Regions from separate parts of the Mus musculus genome. Here region 2 is linked to region 1. Evidence: chromatin loops called from intact Hi-C (ENCODE). Cell type or tissue: heart. All regions are shown on one strand. Each heading gives the region's core, and the rest is flanking DNA. Links, peaks and the distances in the headings are about the cores only. Region 1 has its middle 2.9 kb from the start of Gm52898. Region 2 holds the start of Cald1 (caldesmon 1).

Region 1 (5,379 bases), core at 132-5,131:
ATAGTGAAGGAGAAATGTTTTCCTAAGATTGGGGAAGATCTTGACATGCTATCAGGAGTTAAGTCAAGGTATCCTTGGGTAATTTTAGGACTGAATCCTGTTTTGATATCTTAAAGGCAGAAATCCCTCCTTTTTAATCTGGACCTGTGAGTATAACTTTGAAACATCCTTGGCTGATTGTTTTGGTGGGGGCAGAGATGTTGAGCTAAGGTCTCTCTCTATTCAAGCCTGCTGCTGTAATCCTTCTGCCTCAGCCTCCCTGGTCCTGGAATTATAGGCATGAGTCACTGAGCCCAGCTCTCAAAATCAGCTCCATTCATTTTACCAGAATTCTGCTTGGTCAAAAGGAGCATGTGGTAGTGGGGCCACCTCCCGCCCCACCCCCTTCCCATTTGACTGAATCTTAACTTCCCCGGTCTCTGCCAGCTCCCCCGCAGTCTTGAGTGTGGTAGAAGTGAAGACTCAGGTCAGTCTTCATTTCTTGCTTCGTGAGGAAAATACCATGAGCGTCCTCCCTGTGCAGGGTGAGGAGTAAGCTCAGAGAACTGGGGGCTTAACAAGAGCCTAGTTCTCATTCTCTCCCTCCCCCTCAGCATAGCTCAGAGACAGCCAGAAGCCTGCCTCAACTCGTCAGAGCACCCAAGCGCCATCTCTCTTTCCCCACTTTCCTCCTGTCCTCCCGGCAAATCTGTAGCTTGTTCTCCTTCTGCCCCAGGGCTCCTACATTCCTTCCATCTTCTGGTGTGTGTGTGTGTGTGTCTTATTCCATATTTAATAATAGCTCCCATTCTCTTCTTTTTTTAAATTGACTTACACTTGTATCATATAGTCACTGGGGGATGAAAAATTTGCAACAGAGCTTGCTTTTTGGTTAATTGCTTTTCATCAATTTCATACTTTGTAATTGTTATAAATTGTTCATCCGTATGAGAAACAATTCCATCTTGTTTCCTAAATTTACTGGTGTTCAATTGCAACCACAAGCTGGAAGCCAGCCTTGGGAGCCTGTGCTAGGGTTCTGAGGCTCCTGGCTTCAGGGAGCAGGATCTGGTTGTTGGAGCTGAGGGGAGGTGGGTGGGTCAGCCTAGATCTTTAGCCTTCCAAGTCCAGATTCGGGTTCTGCGGCCAAACACAACCTGAACTTCACTTTCTAAGCCATATACTGTTCTGGCTCTCAGTCTTCAAGCCTACAAGCCAGAGTTAGAAAGGCAAGATGTATGTGTTTAATAATGAGTTTACTTTAAAAACCAGGCTTTGGAAAACCTATATTTCTTGTAATGAATAGGGTTTCAAAAGCAAGAAAGGGAGGGGAAGAAATCATACTTGCCAAAATAGAGTAGCAAAATAAATCCCAATGGAAAGTTTGTGTCTCTCTGTGGCTAGATTCATTTGGTCAAGAATATGATGAAATTACAGATCTCTGAAAAGGGTGTGTGTGTTTTGGAGTTACTGAGGTCCAGGTCTCAGCATGAGCCTTGGGCAAGGCAGGCATTTAAGCCTGAATAGAAATAAAGAGAAGGAAGTGGGCAGAGCCACCTCCACCCCCCCCCACCCCCCACCCCCCCGCCACAGCTTTGCCTCTGAGGTCTGAGCCTGCCCATGAGCAAACTCATTTCATCAATCTGGAACCGAGCACCGTCAGAGCCTGCACTGCCCAGCACCTCTTGCTAAGAAATTTACCTTCCAACTTTCTAGTAAAGAATGTAGCTGGATAGAGCAAATGGCAGCTGGGAGCTTGGGGGACTCGGAGCAGCTGGACTTCGTACAAAGAAGCTGTGTGTGCAAGCAGCTGTTGGCTGGTAGGCGGCCCTCACAGGGAAGAGTTGTCTGCCCTTGCTTACAGCCCTTGCTGGTGGTTGGCATCAGCACAGTCCTTTTGGTAACTAGTATTGGCCTTGAACTAGCATACAGGTGAAGAGCCCCGAGTTATCTGAGAGGACAGAGTTCCAGGAGAAGGGAAAGCAAATGGATGGGCACAGGAGAGAGGATGATGTGGCCATTTTTATAATCACTGCTAAGTAGATGGCAGCAGTAAATTTCTAGAGCCAGTGCCCAGCACGGCCAGCAGGAGGGCAGTGTGTTTGCCTGGCATCTAGGGCACTGAGTTCTTGCTGGGGCAATCCCAAGTTCTTGCAATCCAAGTCTTGCAGCTGTGTGTCCTTCCGGGCTTTGCTCTCTGGCCATCCCCGAGAGTCTGTGAGCCACCTAATATCAGTTTAGACCAACTAGTACAGTGTCAACCATTTCTCAGGGTCTGGCACTGATATTTCCCGGGGCCAGAGCTTAATGCCACTCACCCTCTGCACCAAAGAAAGCACGGTTTTACTCTGTTTTGTTTCCCTTTCGGAATGGCAAACATTTTGTGCGTCTGCTTCCACCTATTTCTGTGTTTGTCAGATTTAAACACATATGCTCTGGATTCTCCAAACATCAAGACAGACAATTCAGGAAAAGAACGGAAGCAAACTCAAATTAAGCCACTTAGGAATGCATCAACTTAAAATTTCACGTAGAAGAAAATCTCAGCTCTCTGGCTCCACACAGTGCCCTGTGGAGCTTGAGCAGCATAGCCAATTTGCAAATGAATAATTTAAAAACGTGCTAACTGGCATTTCACCTTATTCTTTCATCCATCTTGGGTGAGGCTCTTGCTAACTACCAACCCCTACCCCCTAAAAACAGTACAAAGGACTGGTAAGATGGTTCAGCCAGTAGAGGTGTTCATTGGCATGCCTAACAGTCTGAGGTTCCCCAGGATCCTCATGGTAAAAGGAAAGAACTGCTTCCATTTGTCTTCTGATTTCCAAACGTGGTGTGGCATGTGTACACACACACACACACACACACACACACACACACACACACACACACAGAATCAGACAGACAGATGGGCTGATACACACACACATAAACACTCTCAACCAATTAATTATTTTAAAAAGAATCTCTAAGTGTTCTTAGCCACCAGGCTATCTAACCAGCTCCTAAAATCAAGATTTTAAGTATAATACTTGGCTCTGATTTCAACGGTCATGCGAACAGTTACTGCCATTTCCTCGCACTGAGATGCTATTCAGGAGCAGTGCAGCAGCTAGAAGCAGGGGAGAGTCAAAGGTTCTCTCTTAATCTCCTTTTAAATACGGTAGGACTTCCAGTTCTCATAGAAATTGTATCATGAGAGAGGGATGCAATAGTACGTTGAGGGAAGTTCTGTATTCTCAGATGATGACTCTCCCTGTTAGCGAAAGGGTTTGGGCTACCTGGCCTCTCCTCTACTGAGAAAACCTGGCCTGTCTTCCGTGCTCAGTTTGCTTTGGATTTCTCCAATCCATCCCATCTCATGCCGGTCAGACTCATTACCGTGCCCAAACTACCCTGATTTCTTTAAAGCAAGGTCTCTACATAGTTCTGGCTGTCCTAGAACTCACTAAGTAGACCAAGCTGACCTCGAACTCGGAGATATCTACCTGCCTCTCCCTATACTGAGTGCTGAGAGTAAAGGTGTGTGCCACCACACCTGGCCAAACAGTCTTGATTTTAACAATTATCTCCTTTGAAAATTTAAAATAAACTTTATTATTTTATGTGTGTTCATGACTGTGTGTGTGTGGATGTGTGAATGCATATACACACACTGTGGAGATCAGAGAAGACCTTTGGAAAACAGATTTTCTCCTCCCTTCTTTGTGTAGAGTCCAAGCATTGAACCCAGGTCATGGGGCTTGCAAGCCAGGGGCTTTTACCCCCAGGACCATCTCTCTGGATTCTATTATCTGGTTTTGTTTTGATTTTGCAATGTTAGGGATTGAATGCCCAGACTTATCTTGTTCTTAAGCACTTTTTGTCTTGGAGTTACTGCCTAGATACTATTTCTTCAGCCAAGTGTACGTACAAGCACACATCAAGATCACATAAGGTTTAGAAGGTCTGAACTCTCTTCAGAGAATTTCACCACTTGTTGGCTTTAGTATCTTTTAGTTTTGTTTTGTGGCATTTTGAGACAGGATTTCTCTGGCTGTCCTGGAATCTCTCTGTAGACCAGGCTGGCCTCAAACTCCCAGAGATCCACCTATCTCTGCCTCCCAAATGCTGTTGTTATTTATTATAGAAAAAACTTCAAGTACAGCCTCCGGGACATTTTACGTTCTATCCAAACAATAGAACAGCATTCAGATGTACAGTTCGCTTGGCTAAAACTCTGAAGCATGGAGAAATACTTTGGATAAATAAAAGAACACAGTATGGAATATGAGTTAAGAATGTATCCATGTGAAACATGTATATAGAAATAAATGAAATGGTGCTTACTAGGGCAAAACTTGAGAATTCCTTCTGCTCACAAGATACTTCTATTGTTATATACTCTGTAATTTGAATGACATCATGGCAGGTCTCTGGTTTTATGGCATTATAGCAGCTGCCTGAGGGGAAATCCTCTGAGCTGATTACACATGAGGCCTCCTTTGCTCTCTTATGTACCAGCAGCAAGGGGATCATTTCTGCATAGATGATAAGCAACTAAAGTCTAGACAGGTTAAAGATCAAGGGCTGGTTGTAAGAAAAACCTTAAAAACCAACCCACACTGGAGGGGAATGAACCCTGGGAATTCTTTGTTTTTTGGGTTTGTTTTTGTTTTTTGTTTTTTCGAGACAGGGTTTCTCTGTGTAGCCTTGGCTGTCCTGGAACTCACTTTGTAGACCTCGAACTCAGAAATCTGCTTGCCTCTGCCTCCCAAGTGCTGGGATTAAAGGCGTGTGCCACCACGCCGGCTTTTTTTTTTTTTTTTTTTTTAATCCTGGGAATTCTAAGGGCGCTCTCTCTCTCTCTCTCTCTCTCTCTCTCTCTCTCTCTCTCTCTCTCTGTGTGTGTGTGTGTGTGTGTGTGTGTGTACACACTCTCGAAACTTTTGAATCCAGACATGGATTCATTCACTTCCCTTGCCAGCCAGCCAAAGAGACAAGCAAGCAAACAAGTGAGCTTCTGAGAGCGAACCACGGGGCTGCCTAACTTTTTAGAGTTTTAAAGGAATAATGCTTTCTTGTATAGCGCAAGATTCCTAGCAACATTTAAAATAATTACTATGCATCAATATTTTGCATTCACAAAAGTTTCTCACCCACATCATTTGGTCTGTTTATCTTCATTACAAATGGAAAATTGTTTGGTTTTTTGCCTAATCAGTCCTGAAGGATGAGCAGACAGGAGGCAGCAACTGAGACAGGGAGAGGTGAGTGATGGAGAGGAGAGCCTGGAAGGATACTAACCCTTCTGGGAGTCTGCATGAGCCTCTGTGGAGCAAGACTTGGGAAATGTCACCCTGACACCTGTCTGGAGAAGAGTAAAAGAAGTTGAGGCGAGAGAAGCTGAAGTACCTCTGG
Region 2 (5,379 bases), core at 273-5,272, 84 kb before region 1:
ACTCAGAAATCTGTCTGCCTCTGCCTCCCAAGTGCTGGGATTACAGGCAGTGTGCTACCACGTCCCAGCAGGACTTTCTGTTAAGAAGCTAATGGTGCTATTTTGGGGCTCTGAGAGATTTACCCAGAAAACGCCTCCTTAAAGTTTGAAGATCCTTTTGGCAGCATCTCCCTAACCTCCTTCCCAGGCCTACCATGTCATTTGCATTCCGAATTGTCAGCATTTCGAGCCTCCCCCCTCCCCCCCATCCCCAACCATGGCCTCACCCCACCACATTTCCAAGCCATGTGACAGACACCAGGCAGATGGGGAGCTGGCAAAACCCTTCTCACGTTCATCTCTAAGTCACTTCTCATCTCACTGAAGAGTGACTAACCAGTAATCAACTACCATGAATGACAAGTGGACAGGACTGTGTGAGTTTTCAAGAAAAGGCTTACACCCAAGCTAGACTCTGGAACCACTCTATGGCACGCCTCTAAACCAACCTATTCTACATGCAGAGAACAGACAAGGCTTGGGACTAGTGAGGAGCCAAGGAGAATGGGAATAGTCCCAATTGTCAGGAAATCCATTCAGGTGTCTCCTTTAAGCCCTTGACTATGAAATCACAACCTGTCTCTTCATCTTCTCTCTCTCTCTCTCTCTCTCTCTCTCTCTCTCTCTCTCTCTCTCTCTGAGGTGTAAAAATAAATCACATGCCTAATGCAATCTTCAATTTGGATGCTTTAAACTGCACATTCTGTTGCCTTTCAAAAATGCTAACAACCCCACACTTAGCCTGTAAACTGGTTAAGTACATACATTCTTCACGTGTTCTAAGATCTATTCTTTTCTGCAATTCTTTTTTCACCCAGAGCTTCTCCTATGTTTTTCATTAGATGGTTTTAATGGAATCAAAGTTCCCAGGCTGTGGCTTCACAGAGCTCAACTTACCTCCCTATTAGGGGAAAGCTCTCCCAGATTGTTCTTCACCGGGAGAAAGTAGCATCAAGAACTGCCTGACAGTCACCATGAACTGAAGCCCCTCACTCTGTGTTAGGAGAACACACTCGGTATTATTCCAGAAAATGTTATTTTGTAGTGATTGGGGGTGGGGAGCATGTGAGGGGGATGGGAGAAACTGGTCATAGAGAAAATGAACTTTCAGCCACTCCAGGATGTTGGCTTCAAAGTGGAATTTATCCTCAAATCCAAGATTATAGATTTCCTTCCAAACTGCATTCCCTTCGTGGTTTAGAGAATACTTGAGAAAGAAATTGCTTTCCATGTTTTCATTGACATTAACCCCACCACCACCACCACCCCCCCGTACAAAGTTTGGAACTTGATGTCTTTGGAGGAGGGACAGTAGTCGAGCAGAGCAAACGATTGCCTGCAGCCTTCCCCTCACACTTACACACTTCCTCAGAGACATTCCAGGGAAAGAAACTCACAGGGCAGTCTGTTCTCACGTGTCACTTCTCAAGAAATCCCCACCCTTCTAAACACAAGGATTCCTTAGCAAGTCCCAACCTCAAGGCATCGCAGTCTATGGCAAACATAAATGGAAGCAGCCACCTGGGAACGCTAGAGCTTACTATGAGTATTATTATTTAACTGCTCAGACTTACTCTTCTTCTGCAGGGCACCTTGTCTTCAGTAAGTTCTAGTTCTCGTGTCTGGTTTTGCCTAACACTAAGGGACTGTGCTGCTTCCATTTACAGCCCCACGCGCAGAGCCTCGTTGCCAGCAGGGATCTGGGAATACCAAGCTCTTTGCTCTCTGTTTCTGACCATGGATTGCCATGGCACTGAAATTCCCCCACCCTTTACAATCGGCTCTTTCTAAAAGGAATTACCGACTACTACCAACTTGCGCTACTGACTGAGATGCCCAAATACGTCTGTTTGGAAATAAGAGCTCCTTTCCTTCCTTTCTGGAACGTTCCTCCAGCTCCTATCTTTTCAGACCCTCGGGGGGCATACTTTCCAACAGAAATGAAGATTTCTCAAGAAATATTTTGGTAGGCAGTTACCCATGATTTCTACACACACGCCCACTCATGCACACATTCTCTTGCTGCTCCGGTTTATAGAAAACAAACAGGGCAGGCATCTTCTATTTCAGCAAATAACAGATGAGCGGCACTCGCTGAGTTGGTGCTAGTGGTAGAACTCTGACCTTATTTCTTTACATCTCTGAAATCCCACTTCTAAAATCCTGGTAGCAGAGTAAGAGGAACCCATTACTTAGCTTAAAATTAGCTTAAAACAAAAACCCAAACCCACAACAAAACAAAACAAACATTCTTTGTCTTAACAACGTAAAAAGCCGTTGATGTTATTTTTTTAATTAAAACCTGAATCCTCTTTAAATGTCTGCTGACCAAAGATGGGAAAGAAACTGCTAAAGGGACAGAATCCTCTCACAGCTGCTGGCCTGAGGATTCCGGGTACAGACCACATCCCCCTTGGAACAAAAGCGCATCCTGGGCAAACGCGCTGGTGCTCCCTGATCCTGTCACCAGGAGATGACACCGTTTGTGCCATCTCTATAAACAAAACTTGAAGTTTCATCACATTGACCTTCTGGGAACAGGTCAGGAAGTCCAGGCGCTGGCTTTGAGAATTTACGTGGTCTGTTGCCTGCCTTGAAAGATTTTGCATATCCAGCAGCCTTAGCCAGGAATGTTGCCTGAAACCTGTAGAGCAGCCCCAGCTTCCCTGAAGGCGGAGAAAGAAAGACTTTGTCTCTTACCTCTAGGGCAGCAACTTCTTCCCAAGGAGGGATGTCCTGCTGTCTGAAAGCAGGGATTCCTTTAAGCAACCCAGCAAGAGAGCAAGCAGGCAGGCAGGCAGGCAGGCAGCCTAATGCACACTGCTCTATTCAATAAAACTGCAGACCGCCCTTCCTTGGCCCCTCCCAGAAGTCCATGCTAAGTGAACACATACCCCCTATGTTTACAGTCAGCAGGCGGTGGTATGCATTGTCCTGTAGTTTTTCTAATAGGCAGCCAATGACGACACCCTAGCCAAGGTGATGCTGTCTGCCCGTGCAGATGCCTGTCATTCCCTAGGCATGCTCAGGATATCACTCATCAGAAAAACCAAGTCCTAAAAAGCTTGAAACCGTGAGCAGGCTGCCAAAACCAGCCGGCTCCATGCCCTTTTTTGGTTATCCTAAGCAGGGCCTCCTGGAAGCAGATCCATTGTCAGGAACAATCATAAGAAACGTTAATCTTGGAGAAAGAGGCTGTCTTGTAGAACACAAATAGAGCTTTAAAAAGAAAGTACAGTCCACGAGACAATAAGTGGACAGTTAGACACACTTACAGGGGTGAGGCTGGGGGTGGGAGGAGACATTTTAGTCGAAGAAGCCGTAATAGTGTATTTCTTTGCAAAGCAGTTTCATTATAAAAATAAATTTACATTATTATACGAGTTAAAAATCTGAAGTGGATAAGAAGCAGGGCGGCTGGCTGCACAGGCTAAGTTCTAGCCTAGAATATGTCTATGTGTGTTATGGGAACAACTGACAAAAAGTATAAATAAAATGTATCAGTCTTTTTAGTACATAATGTTGGCCAGGAAAAAAAAAAAAGGTGAGGCCAGAAGCTAGCAGATAGAGTCCTAGGCTTAAGAGAGAGCTTTATTGGCATTTCCTACCAACACCCATCTTCCTTTCTTTCTTCTGTCTTGGCAACAAGGAGATTGTACTAGAAATGTGTAAAAACAAATGTGCAGAGAAGGACATAGAGAGATCCAGGACCTGCTTTGGGGCAGGTATAGATAGACACATATGCTCTCACAGGTGACACAGATGTCCTAGAACATTCTAGAAAGCCAGTGATAGGGGAGCCCTGAAAGATGCTGAGTTACAATGCAGGTCACTGGCCCACACATGCATCCAATTGTGGTCTTGTAGTCTTTGGAACTCATTCAGTCGGTACTTAGCTTTTAAAAAAAATGGAATACTTACTGTTTGTCAGACCTGGGGCTTAGCACGAAATCCATGTTTCATTACTGATACTGTCTCATCACCGACCAAGAAGTTTTAAATATTTCCCCTGGCTAATTACAAGTCCAGAAGCTTAATCAACACATGCAGTCTGACTGAAAAAGCCTTTCTCTATTAATGATGATCTGACAAAGAAGCTGTCTCTATTCAGGAAACAGCCCCCGCCCTTTGTGCTTCCTTGAGAATGCTTGGGAAGCAGTCGGTCCACATGGGTGAGTTTCTTCTCCAGCCCCCAGTTATTAACCAGTCACCCAGAAGTGTCTACATGGACCCCCTACACTTCTTAGGGAGGTAACTTACCTCCTCTGTGTTTCTTGCTTTCTTCTACTAAACAGCTCTAAAAAAAAGTTACAGCAAAGACTACAGGGTCCAGGGAGAGTTGGACTTAAAGCATCCTTGAACCAGAACTGAGAGAGTACTTTCCCAGACACACAAGATAAATAACTTGTTGGTGGGAACCACACTGTTAATGTTGCATTTCAAGTTCACTGTAGCTCAACCAGGTGAGCACAGCCATGTTCAAAATTGTTCTTTTGGGAAACCTCTTTCTGATCCCAGATAAATGATTTGAAAATAAACTTTTTGGATCATAGCCAGTTTGGCAGCTGGGGAAACCCTGTATCTGGCTGGACAGGTTGAAAGACAGAGTCAAGCTTCTTAGTCTGGCAAAAGACTGAACTTGAAGACAATAGCAGACAGACATGAGTTTCTGCAAACATCTCAATCATATCGATACGACCTCTGCCCAGGGATTTTTCTGGGTGCATGAACTCAAGGCTGGATTAGGGAGGGCTGTGTGAAAGGGCTATTATCCACAACTGGGGCAGAAGGCAGCCTGAGCAACATACTCTCCACTTACACCAGGGATGCCTCTTGAGTGACCGGCAGCAGGGCGACATTTTGTAGTCCATGAGGATTATATTTTGTTGTTGTCTTTATGGTTTTCTTTTTAAGGACCAGCTTTCCAGAGGAAAGAGAAGTTGTGCTATGACAGGGGGAAATACTATCAACAGGAAACATGGAAGGGATGAACGAGCTGTGTGGTTTATAGAAGATAAATAGCCGAATGTTTTGGGTTATGCCTTTTGGGGGAAAGAAGTAGGCTTCTCTAGATAAATTCTAGACATTTCATATATGCAGTATAGCACATGGAGAGCCATGAAGCTCACTTTACATATCTGTAGTAGAACTGCTGTAGACGAACTATAGATTCAACACATGTTATATAAATACATCACGATAGAGAAAACAATCTTTCTTTGTCATTAAAAGAAAACAGAAATGTTAAAAAGAAAAGTGATGAAGAAACATGTTTATATGTTGCCTAATTTCTTCCATGGGAATTTCACTTCCATTGTATTTAATTTTTCCAATTTATAC

The links. A loop is a pair of places that touch in the nucleus more often than their neighbours do. Peaks named below come from ENCODE experiments on the same cell type or tissue, not always from the same donor. Only the 100,000 strongest peaks of a DNase experiment are listed, where the experiment ranks them.
Region 2: it touches region 1 in a loop (2.2-fold over the local background); 2 of 42 quality-filtered maps call a loop at or near these places.

What each region holds. Positions count from the first base shown.
Region 1 is chr6:34,512,005-34,517,383 of GRCm38, reverse strand. No RefSeq gene overlaps it. Among named protein-coding and RNA genes, the nearest start is that of Gm52898, 2.9 kb to the right of the region's middle. In heart, for the core only: a CTCF peak has its summit at 2,555; no DNase peak of the experiment used is centred there; H3K27ac peaks cover 1,851 bases.
Region 2 is chr6:34,596,026-34,601,404 of GRCm38, reverse strand. Cald1 (caldesmon 1) reads right to left here and starts at 2,901. Exons shown (of 14, transcript NM_001347100.1): 1 at 2,740-2,901. In heart, for the core only: no CTCF peak of the experiment used is centred there; a DNase peak (open chromatin) is centred at 2,914; H3K4me3 peaks cover 2,904 bases; H3K27ac peaks cover 4,412 bases.